Regions from separate parts of the Homo sapiens genome. Here region 1 is linked to region 2. Evidence: chromatin loops called from intact Hi-C (ENCODE). Cell type or tissue: mammary epithelial cell. All regions are shown on one strand. Links, peaks and the distances in the headings refer to the core of each region. The heading gives the core; the rest is flanking DNA.

Evidence for each region. Hi-C counts contacts between places; a loop is a spot of excess contacts. Peaks named below come from ENCODE experiments on the same cell type or tissue, not always from the same donor. Only the 100,000 strongest peaks of a DNase experiment are listed, where the experiment ranks them.
Region 1: a loop joins it to region 2, with 13 times the contacts of the local background. A loop is called at or near these places in 15 of 110 quality-filtered maps.

The regions. Positions count from the first base shown.
Region 1 is chr16:68,062,124-68,067,492 of GRCh38, forward strand. DUS2 (dihydrouridine synthase 2) reads left to right here. Exons shown (of 17, transcript NM_017803.5): 9 at 4,194-4,259; 10 at 4,443-4,513. Among named protein-coding and RNA genes, the nearest start is that of NFATC3, 21 kb to the right of the region's middle. In mammary epithelial cell, for the core only: a CTCF peak has its summit at 2,781; a DNase peak (open chromatin) is centred at 2,738.
Region 2 is chr16:67,813,961-67,819,329 of GRCh38, forward strand. It overlaps TSNAXIP1 (translin associated factor X interacting protein 1), which reads left to right. Exons shown (of 16, transcript NM_001288990.3): 2 at 342-441. Among named protein-coding and RNA genes, the nearest start is that of TSNAXIP1, 9.8 kb to the left of the region's middle. RefSeq lists a silencer at 3,158-3,340. In mammary epithelial cell, for the core only: a CTCF peak has its summit at 2,756 (motif pointing right); a DNase peak (open chromatin) is centred at 2,781.

The DNA of each region.
Region 1 (5,369 bases), core at 282-5,281, 250 kb after region 2:
CCTCAACCTCCTGAGTAGCTGGGATTACAGGCGCCCACGACGACGCCTGGCTAATTTTTGTATTTTTAGTAGAGATGGGGTTTTGTCATGTTGGCCACGCTGGTCTTGAACTCCTGACCTCAGGTGATCTGCCCATCTTGGCCTCCCAAAGTGCTGGGATTACAGATGTGAGCCACTGTGCCCAGCCATAATGTGCCTTTCATTTGATCCTGAAACCCCTTGAAGTAGATAGGATTGGCAGTTATCTCCATTTGATCAAGGACAATAGACTAAAGCACAGAGAGAGAAAATAATTTGCTTAAGATCATATAGTAGGCCGGGCGTGGTGGCTCATGCCTGTAATCCCAGCACTTTGGGAGGCTGAGGCGGGCAGATCACAAGGTCAGGAGATCGAGACCATTCTGGCTAACACGGTGAAACCCAGTCTCTACTAAAAATACAAAAAATTAGCTGGGCGTGGTGGCGGGTGCCTGTGGTCCCAGCTACTCAGGAGGCTGAGGCAGGAGAATGGCATAAACCCGGGAGGCAGAGGTTGCAGTGAGCAGAGATCGTGCCACTGCACTCCAGCCTGGGCGACAGAGCAAGACTCCGTCTCAAAAAAAAAAAAAAAAAAAAAAGATCATATAGTAAATAAGTGGCAGGCAGAGCCAGCTTGTGAACTATAGTCTCTTCTGACTCCTAGTGTCAGCACCCTCTCCAGTAGCATCTCAGGTTCAAGGTGCCTGGGTATAGTTTATAAGTGTCAGGTCAATAGGCACCTCAACTTGGAAATCTCCAGTTAAGACACTTGTGTGCAGGGTGGAGTGGAAGTAGACATCTTGGATGTCAAATTGGTTTCCACACCTAGGAGAGGGGGCCCCAGCAGGGAGGATGTGGTTCACAACATGAGCACACAGGCATTTTTGTTATCCTCCAGCCTCCTCTCTTCTCAGACCCAGGCTGTTGGCTCTGTCCTCTCTACTGCCCCTCTTTGAATAAGGCAGATTTCATCCATGAGGCAGCAGAGATACACTCAACCTCAGAAGCTTAGTTCATTTCACTACTTCTCTGGTTGGGTACTCAGATGGGCCAGGTTGGACTGATAGATGGGGTTTGCCCCATGGTAGGGAGGTTGCAGGCTTCCACAACAAAGCCAGATGTGGCTTAGGTGTAGGGGCTGGATTCAATTCGGGTCCAGACTGTGTTGGCAAGCTGGGTGACCTGGGTGAGAGCTTTGCGGGTCCTTCCAGGCTTGGCGTTTTAGGCCCGTGGTTCCATCTGTGGGAGTATCTCAAGACCACCTCTAGAAATTTTCTCAAGATTCTTGTTTGGGGTTATGAAAAACTTTGGAAATACATAACATTGGTGGTTGTACAACATTGTGAATGTAATTAATGCCACTGAATTATACACTTAAAAATGTTTAAGATGGCAAATTTCATGTTATATATATTTTACCCCAGTTAGAAATAAAGGATGCTATCTGTTGAGAATTCTGCAGACCCTTGGGGTGAGTAGGGGTGGAGAGTGGGATATCAATCTCTTTGAGAAAGCTTCTACCAGGTAACTCTGATATATGCTCCCTGGATTAAGAACCTCAGTTTTATTTTATTTTTTTAAATATTTATTTATTTATTTTGAGAGGGAGTCTTGCTCTGCTGCCCAGGCTGGAGTGCAGTGGTGCGATCTCAGCTCACTGCAACATCCACCTCCTGGGTTCAAGTGATTCTCCTGCCTCAGCCTCTGAATAGCTGAGATTACAGGCATGCACCACAACACCCGGCTAATTTTTGTATTTTTAGTAGGTACGGGGTTTCACCATGTTGTTCAGGCTGGCCTTGAACACCTAACCTCAGGTGATCTGGCCTCCAAAAGTGCTGGGATTACAGGTGTGCGCAGGGCATCCCCCTTGTGTACACTGTACTTGGGCCATGGCTGACAATTGGCAGGGCCAGGACATGAACTCAGGTCTCAGTGCTTTCCAGGCCTATGCTTTCCTATCCTCATCTGCTGCCTCCCAGAAACCAGGGGAGTGAAGGAGACTGCTTTTCTTCAGTTGGCCAGTGGGTCTATTGAGGCAAGCCTGCTTGTAGGTAGATGTGCTGTTCCTCTGCTCAAATATGGACTTGTCTCTCATTCTTTCTCCCCAAAGACTTGGATCTGGAGAGTTGGTGTCCAGGAGAGTGTCATGCTAGAGCCTGGCCAGAAGACAATCTCTAGTTGCCATTTCCCCTCAGTGTGACCCTTGCAAGTGCCTAGGGTTTTTGGTTACCTAATTTCCTTCCTAGTCCTTAACACACACATGAAACACACAGAAATACTGAAGAAAGTACTGAGAGCTACTTGGATAAAATAGCAAAAGGAAGTTCTACAAGACAGAGAATTGGATCAGACCAGCTGGTGTTGCTTAAATCACCAAATGTCAGAGGATTCTAAGTGAGCACTTGTAATGGAACCTTTTAGAGATGTTGCTCTGAGCATGAAGGATGGGACTAGAATGAGAATTTTTATTGTATTTCTTGATGAACCTGTCAGTCCCGCCCTTAAAATGTAAGTGCCTCTTTAAGGCCTGCCAGGGTGACCCTAAGACCTCAGGCCAAGTCTGCCTCCTGGAGCAGCACCTAGAGACTGTTCCTTCCTGCCAGTCCCTGGCATTTGGGCCAGCAGGTCCTGTCTTGCTCATGAACTGTCTGTCAGTCCAGCCTCTTGATCTGATGTCTTCTGGAATGGCCTGCTTCATCCTGTCCCTGATAGGCCTCCACTACTGGTTTTTGCAACCTGGCTCTCTGCTGCCCCCGCCTGTCTAGAATCAAGACTGGCAGCAGCCACCTAGATATCCCCCTGCTCTGCTAGGCAGAGATCCAGTTCTTGGAAGAGGGTTCTTGGGATCATCTTTCCTCCAGCTTGCCTGGCCTGAAATTTCTGATGAGGGAAGAAGATAGCAATGACACAGACATGCAGTGTCATCTACACCTCTCTATCTCTGATTCTTGTGTGGTCTGGTCTTGCTACCTCCCTGTCACTTTCCTGCGTGACTTCTTGATCTTTCTTTGAAATCTTTTGCAATTGCTATGTGATAAGCACTTTTAAATATGTGCTTATCTTATGAGTATGTTGTCTTTTCCTTTGCCAGTTTCACTCATGTATGTCTGACTGCCCTAAAGAGGAATGCAGGCCCCCCTTAAGAGCCTTCCTGTTCCCTCACCCTGTAAGTCCTGGAACAACACTTAGGGAACATTCCCTTCACCCAGGAAAGAAGCTGTCTGCCCCCCCGCTTTTTTTTTTTTTAATAGAAACAGGGATGGGCTAGGTGCAGTGGCTCAAGCCTGTCATCCCAGGACTTTGGGAGGATAAAACAGGTGGATTGCTTGAGCTCAGGAGTTCGAGACCAGCCTGGCCAACATGGTGGTCCCAGCTACTCTGGAGGCTGAAGTGGGAGGATGGCTTGAGCTAGGGAGGCAGAGGTTACAGTGAGCCAAGATTGTGCCACTGCACTCTAGCCTGGGAAACAGAGCCAGACCCTGTCTCAAAACAAAACAAACAAACAAACAAACAAAAAGGAAACAGGGTCTTGCTGTGTTGCCCAGGCTGGTCTCAAACTCCTGGCTTCAAGCAATCTTCCCACCTCAGCCTCTCAAAGTGTTGGGATTACAGGCATAAACCACCACACCCAGTTAGCTATGTGTTCTTTTTTTCTTACTTTTTTTTTTTTTTTAGCCGTGTGTTCTTAACCAAGGCTAGGCCTCAGAATGATTCTGAGGACGGGCTGGAGTGTGTTGGGCAGAGCCTTTTGAAAACACACATTCCTAAGCCCTTCCCCTAGAGACTGACTCAGGAAATAATAGTGTGGAATTCAAGAGTGTGTATTTCTTCAGTTCTCCAGATAATTCTGGTATTTGTCCTGGCAAAGGCTCAGTGAGCTGCACACAGGTGTACACGCGTACCCATTCACTCACTCATTCAGTATATTTGACAAATATGTGTATACCACTAGGTGCCAGGCAGGTGCTGGGGCTCCAGTATAGAACAAAGGCAGGTCCCTTGCCTCATGGAGCTTATGTGTGTATGTGTGTAACAGACACACACATGCATTCACACATATGCAAACTGTTCATGCCACCGGAATGCACAGCCTGTAGCGGAGTTAATTAGTACAGGCAGAGTGATGGTTTGTTCCAGAAGACATAGGTGCTCTTGTGTTTTCCTTTCTGCAGATCCTCAGCACTCTTGTTAAAGGGACACGCAGACCTGTGACCTGCAAGATTCGCATCCTGCCATCGGTAAGGATGGTGTGTTACATATGAAGGTCCATTCTCTCTGGTGATGTTGGATTTAGGTTTGTGAACGATTCTTGAGGTGCTAAATTAGGCTTGGAGGAGAGAGTAGAGCTGAGCCTACTTTAGGAGGCAGCAGCTGCTCCTTCTGGAGCTTCAGTAACCATCCTGTGTGGTCCTCCTCCTCAGCTAGAAGATACCCTGAGCCTTGTGAAGCGGATAGAGAGGACTGGCATTGCTGCCATCGCAGTTCATGGGAGGTGAGTGGTCACCTTTCTAGTGACTGGCAGGGAGGTCCTAACCCATCTTAGTGATCCTTCCTTAATTGATCTGTCACCCCAAGTGACAGCCAATTTCTCTTCTACATATTCAGCCTACCTCTGCCTAGCTCTTTGATATCTTATGAGTCTGGAGGGCAGGCAGACCCTGAATGGGCTTTTGCATTTGCCTTTCTTTCATTCATGGAGTGCCTATTGAGGGTAGGTACTGAGGTTTAGAGACACAGAGAGACTAAGAAAGGAGAAACACCTCTACTATCAGGATGTGTAAATGCTAGAGATTGAGTAATTTGCTCAAAATCATACCATGCAGCCAGTACGTGGTGGAATTCTGACCCTCATGAGAAAAATCTCATTTATTTCCTTCCCTCCCTCCCTCCCTCCCTTCCTTCCTTCCCTCCCTCCCTCCCTTCCTTCCTTCCCTCCCTCCCTCCTTCCTTCCCTCCTTCCTTCCTTCTTTCCTTCCTCCCCTCCCCTCCCCCTCCCTTCTCCCCTCCCTCTCCCATCTCCTCCCCTCTCCCCCCTCCCCTCCCATCTCCTCCCCTCTCCCCTCCCATCTCCTCCCCTCTCCCCTCCCATCTCCTCCCCTCTCCCTTCCCATCTCCTCCCCTCCCCCCTCCCCTCTCCTCTCCCCTCCTCTCCTCTCCTCCTCTTTGTCATTCTGTCACCCAGGCTGGAGTGCAGTAGCGCAGTCTTGGCTCACTGCAATCTCCATCTCCCGGGTTCAAGTGATTCTCCTGCCTCAGCCTCCCGAGTAGCTGAGATTACAGGTGCGCTCCACCATGCCCAGCTAATTTTTATATTTTTAGTAGAGACAGGGTTTCACCACGTTGGCCAG
Region 2 (5,369 bases), core at 137-5,136:
AGAGTATGCCAGAGTTGTGTACATGAAACCAATACCACAGCCACAGTTGAACACTGAACAGAAGTATAGGCCCATGGGGTTCTCTGGGTTCATGGGGAGGATGTCCTGCTGCTGCAGTAGTTGGTGAAATTTTGGTGATGAAAAGAATGTTTCTGGGAATGTAAGCAAATGGTTTGGACCCAAGGCCAGGGACTTGCTTGGCAGTGTCTCTGGGAATCCGGAGGCAGCACCCAGAGCCTGGCTCAGGGAGACGGCTATGCCTTGTGGATCTAGAAAGGATGGGAGTTCTCTTCCCACTCTGGACTCTGTCACCCACCATCAGCTTTCCCTTCTCTGTGCAGATTACAGCCACGGCCTTCAGGAGTGACCATAGACGAATCCTTTCTCACAGAAGACAAGAGCACCCAGAATCGCAAGCTTCTTCAGAAACGAAGGACGCTGGTTAGTGACAATGTTGTTTTGGAACCCCAAATGTCAGCCCCCAGACCCTATCCGTCTCCCTTCCTGCAACCCAAGAGTACCACCCACCTGAAACATGCCCACCTGAAACATGCCCACCAGAGTGGCTTCTTCTCAGTTAGAGAGTGTGGCTCAGAGAGGCCAGGCCCACCAGGCTTTGGGGAGAAGGGTGTACACTGGCTGCCTGCTCCTTATCTGAAAAGCCTTCCCGGATCTCCCTAGGCAGAGAGAGAACTCGCCTCTGCCCACAGACATCCCTCCCCAGCAGCTCAGCATTCTGCAGCGGCCCTTACCTCTCATCCCTCCCGCCAACACACCAGGCACTGTGCTACCTGCTGGGACGGTCACACCAGATCTGCCAAGGTCCTTCATGGCTGTGACTGTATCTTTCTATCTTTATGGCCCTAGAATCTAACAGGCTACCTGAATGTCTGCCAAATGTTGATAGCTCCATAATTGCTGAGTAGGTGTGTGAAGGCAGGAGGAAAGAGATGCGTCTCTACCATGTTCACTCCGGATCTCTCCGCCATTCCTCTTTTTTAAAGTTTGTATATAAAAATGAATGCTGTACCAAAGGTATCAGAAGAGAAATGAAATTTAAATTAAAAAAAAAAAGAGCCGGGCGCAGTGACTCATGCCTATAATCCCAGTACTCTGGGAGGCCGAGGCAGGCGGATCACCTGAAGTAAGGAGTTTGACCAGCTTGGCCAACATGGCGAAACCCCATATCTACTAAAAATATAAAAATTAGCCATGCATGGTGGTGCATCTGTAGTCCCAGCTACTCAGGAGGCTGAGGCACGAGAATTGCTTTAACCTGGGACGTGGAGGTTGCAGTGAGCCGAGATCACACCACTGCACTCCAGCCTGGACAACAGAGCAAGACTACATCTCAAAAAAAAAAAAAAAAAAAAAAAGAATGCCATCTTTTTTTTTGAGACAGGCTTTTGCCTGTCAGGGTGCAGTGGTGCAGTGGTGCAGTTATGGCTCGCTGCAGTCTCAAATGCCAGGGCTCAAGTGATCCTCCCACCTCACCCTCCCAAGTAGCTGGAACTATAGGCACATGCCACCATACCCAGCTAATTTTTTTGGCAGGGGGGGACAGAGTTTTGCTCTGACACTCTGGCTGGAGTGCAGTGGCACAAACACAGCTCACTGCAGACTCCACCTCCCATGCTGAACCAATCCTCCCACTCAGCCTCCTGAGTAGCTGAGACTACAGGAGTGCGCCACCACACCTGGCTATTTTTTGCATTTTTTGTAGAGGCAGAGTCTAACTACGTTGCCCAAGCTGGTCTTGAACTCCTGGGCTCAAGCTATCCTCCTTCCTTGGCCTCCCAAAGCACTAGGATTACAGGTGTGAGCCACCACACTGAGCTCAATACTGTTTTTTTTTTTGAGATGGGGTCTTGCTCTGTCACCCAGGAAGGAGCACAGTGGCGCGATCTCGGCTCACTGCAACCTCCGCCTCCTGGGTTCAAGTGATTATCCTACCTCAGCCTCCTGAGTAGCTGGGATTACAGGTGCACACCACCATGCCCGGCTAATTTTTTTTTTTTTTTTTTTTTTGAGACGGAATCTCGCTGTCGCCCAGGCTGGAGTGCAGTGACGCAATCTCGGCTCACTGCAAGCTCCACCTCCCAGGTTCACCCCATTCTCCTGCCTCAGCCGCCCCAGTAGCTGGGACAGACGCCCGCCAACACACCTGGCTAATTTTTTTTGTATTTTTAGTAGAGATGGGGTTTTACCGTGTTGGCCAGGATGGTCTCGATCTCCTGCCCTCGTGATCCGCCCGCCTCGGCCTCCCAAAGTGCTGGGATTACAGGCGTGAGCCACTGTACCTGGCCCCAATGCTGTCTTATTAAGTACTTTTGGGCTCTTGTTGATATGATCATAGGATTGTTATTAATCAGCAAATAGCCATTGTCCAAATCTCATAAAGGAAAAAACACATTTGAGTAAACTTACAACTCTGGCTCACAGTGGAACAGCATGGGCTGTATGGTGGTTTTCCTTCTGTGACCCTGACCCTCGTGGGGAATTTGGAAACACATGGGCCACACACTTTGTGGGGCTGGGGACTCCCAACACCCCTGCGGGAGTGACTCCAGGGAGGAGAAAGGAGGGGTCAGTATGGATTATTCGCAGAGACCAAGCGCAGCCCAAAAACCTGATGACTAGGGGAGAGCTCTGAGGCTCCCGGGCACCCTTCTCAGCTGCCACCTTCTGTGGGCCAGGCTTTTTCATTCTTTCTTTTGCGCGGCATCAACCACCAGGGGGCAGTGTTCCCTCCCGCCGTCCCTCCGGGGCCGCCTTCCCGTTTTTACCTACAGGGGGAAGCAGAGAGCACGGAGCGCCCGGGAGCACTGCGTTCCAGCCACCCGGGCGGAGATCCCTCAGCTGTTAATAACCTAGCCGAGACCCGGCCCTGGCAGCTGGTTCTCCAGCTTCCACTCGCCTCTGCAAGCAAAGGAGGGTAGCCACATTTTCTCCCGGTAGAAACAGTAGACAGAACACGAGGACTGGTCTTTTTTTTTTTTTTTAATATTAATTAATTTATTTTTTGAGACGGAGCCTCGCTCCTCGCCCAGGCTGGAGCGCAGTGGCACAGTCTTGGCTCACTGCAACCTCCACCTCCCAGGTTCAAGCGATTCTCCTGCCTCAGCCTCCCTAGTAGCTGGGACTACAGGCACGTGTCACCACACCTGGCTAATTTTTTGCGGTTTTTTTTTTGTTTTTTGTTTTTTTGAAACAGAGTCTTGCTTTGTCGCCCAGGCTGGAGTGCAGTGGCGCGATCTCGGCTCACTGCAAGTTCCGCCTCCCGGGTTCACGCCATTCTCCTGCCACAGTCTCCTGAGTAGCTGGGACTACAGGCGCCCGCCACCGCGCCCGGCTATTTTTTTTTTTTTTTTGTATTTTTAGTAGAGACGGGGTTTCACCGTGGTCTCGATCTCCTAACCTCGTGATCCACCCGCCTCGGCCTCCCAAAGTGCTGGGATTACAGGCGTGAGCCACCGCGCCCGGCCATTTTTTGCGTTTTTAGTAGAGACGAGGGTTTCACCGTGTTAGCCAGGATGGTCTCCGTCTCCTGACCTCGTGATTTGCCCGCCTTGGCCTCCCAAAGTGCTGGGATTACAAGCGTAAGCCACCGCGCCCGGCCAAGGACTGGTCTTTTACAAGTCTGAAAAACGGCCGGGCGCGGTGGCTCACGCCTGTAATCCCAGCACTTTGGGAGGCCGAAGTGGGTGGATCACCTGAGGTCAGGGGTTCAAGACCACCCTGGGCAACATGGTGAAACTCCGTTTCTACTAAAAATACAAAATTTGCCGGGTGTGGTGGTGCGTGCCTGCAGTCTCTTCGGGAGGCTGAGGCAGGAGAATTGCTTGAACTTGGGAGGTGGAGGTTGCAGTGAGCCAAGATAGTGCCACTGCGCTCCAGCCTGGGCAACAGAGTGAGGCTCCGTCTCAAAATAAATGAATAAATAAAAACAAATAATAAAAAATAGTCTGGGCCGGGCGCAGTGGCTCACACCTGTAATCCCAGCATTTTGGGAGGCTGAGGTGGGCAGATCACTAGGTCAGGAGTTCAAGACCAGCCTGGCCAACATGGTGAAACCCCATCTCTACTAAAAATACAAAAATTAGCTGGGCGTGGTGGCATGCGCCTGTAATTCCGGCTACTCGGGAGGCTGAGGCAGGACAATCACTTGAACCCAGGAGGTGGAGGCTGCAGTGAGCAGAGATTGTGCCACTGCACCCCAGCCTGGGCGACAGAGCGAGACTCAGTCTCAAAAAAATAAATAAATAAAATTCTGAAAAACAAGGCTGGCTCACACCTGTAATCCTAACACTTTGGGAGGCCAAAGAAGGAAGACTGCTTGAGACCAGGAGTTTGAGACCAGCCTGGCAACACAGGGAGATTTCATCTCTACAAAAAAGATTTTTTAAATTAACCAGGAATGGTGGTGTGCCCATGTAGTCCTAGCTACTCAGGAGACTGAGGTGGGAGGATCTCTTGAGCCCGGGAGTTTGTAGTTACTGTGAGGTGTTATTGGGTCACTGCACTCCAGCCTGGGTGACAGAGTAAGACCCTGTCTCTAAGAAAAAAATAAAAAATAAACTCCCAGGTGTCTTCCAGGGTTATTTTGTGCTTTTATAAAAATTAGGCTGGGCATCATGACTCAAGCCTGTAATCCCAGCACTTTGGGAGGACAAGGTAGGAGGATCTCTTGATCCCAGGACAGTTCGAGAAGCCCAGCGTGGGCAACATAGTGAGACCCCATCCTTTTTTTTTTTTTTTTTTGAGACAGAGTCTCTCTCTGTCGCCCAGACTGGAGTACAGTCGTGCCATGTCTGCTCACTGTGGCCTCTGCCTCCAGGGTTGAGGCAATTCTTCTGCCTCGGCCTCCGAAATAGCTGGGATTACAGGCGTGCACTACCAGGCCTGGTTAATTTTTGTATTTTTAGTAGAGATGGGGTTTCAACATGTTGGCCAGGCTGGCCTCAAATTCCTGGCCTCAGGTTATCCGCTTGCCTCCGCCTCCCAAAGTGCTGGGAATCAGGCGTGAGCTGGGCGCGATGGCTCACACTTGTAATCTCTACTAAAAATACAAAAGAACTGGGCATGGTGGCAGGCCAGCTACTCGGGAGTCTGAGGCAGGAGAATTGCTTGAACTCAAGAGGCAGAGCTGCAGTGAGCAGAGATCGTGCTACTGTACTGCACTCCAGCTTGGGCAACTCCAGCTTGGCAACTCCATCTCAAATAAATAAATAAATACATACATATAAACATACATACATAAATAATTACATCCATTTTGATAGTCTTTTTTTTTTTTTTTTGAGATGGAGTTTCACTCTTGTCCCCGTGGCTGGAGTGCAAGGGGTCGATCCCAGCTCACTGCAACCTCT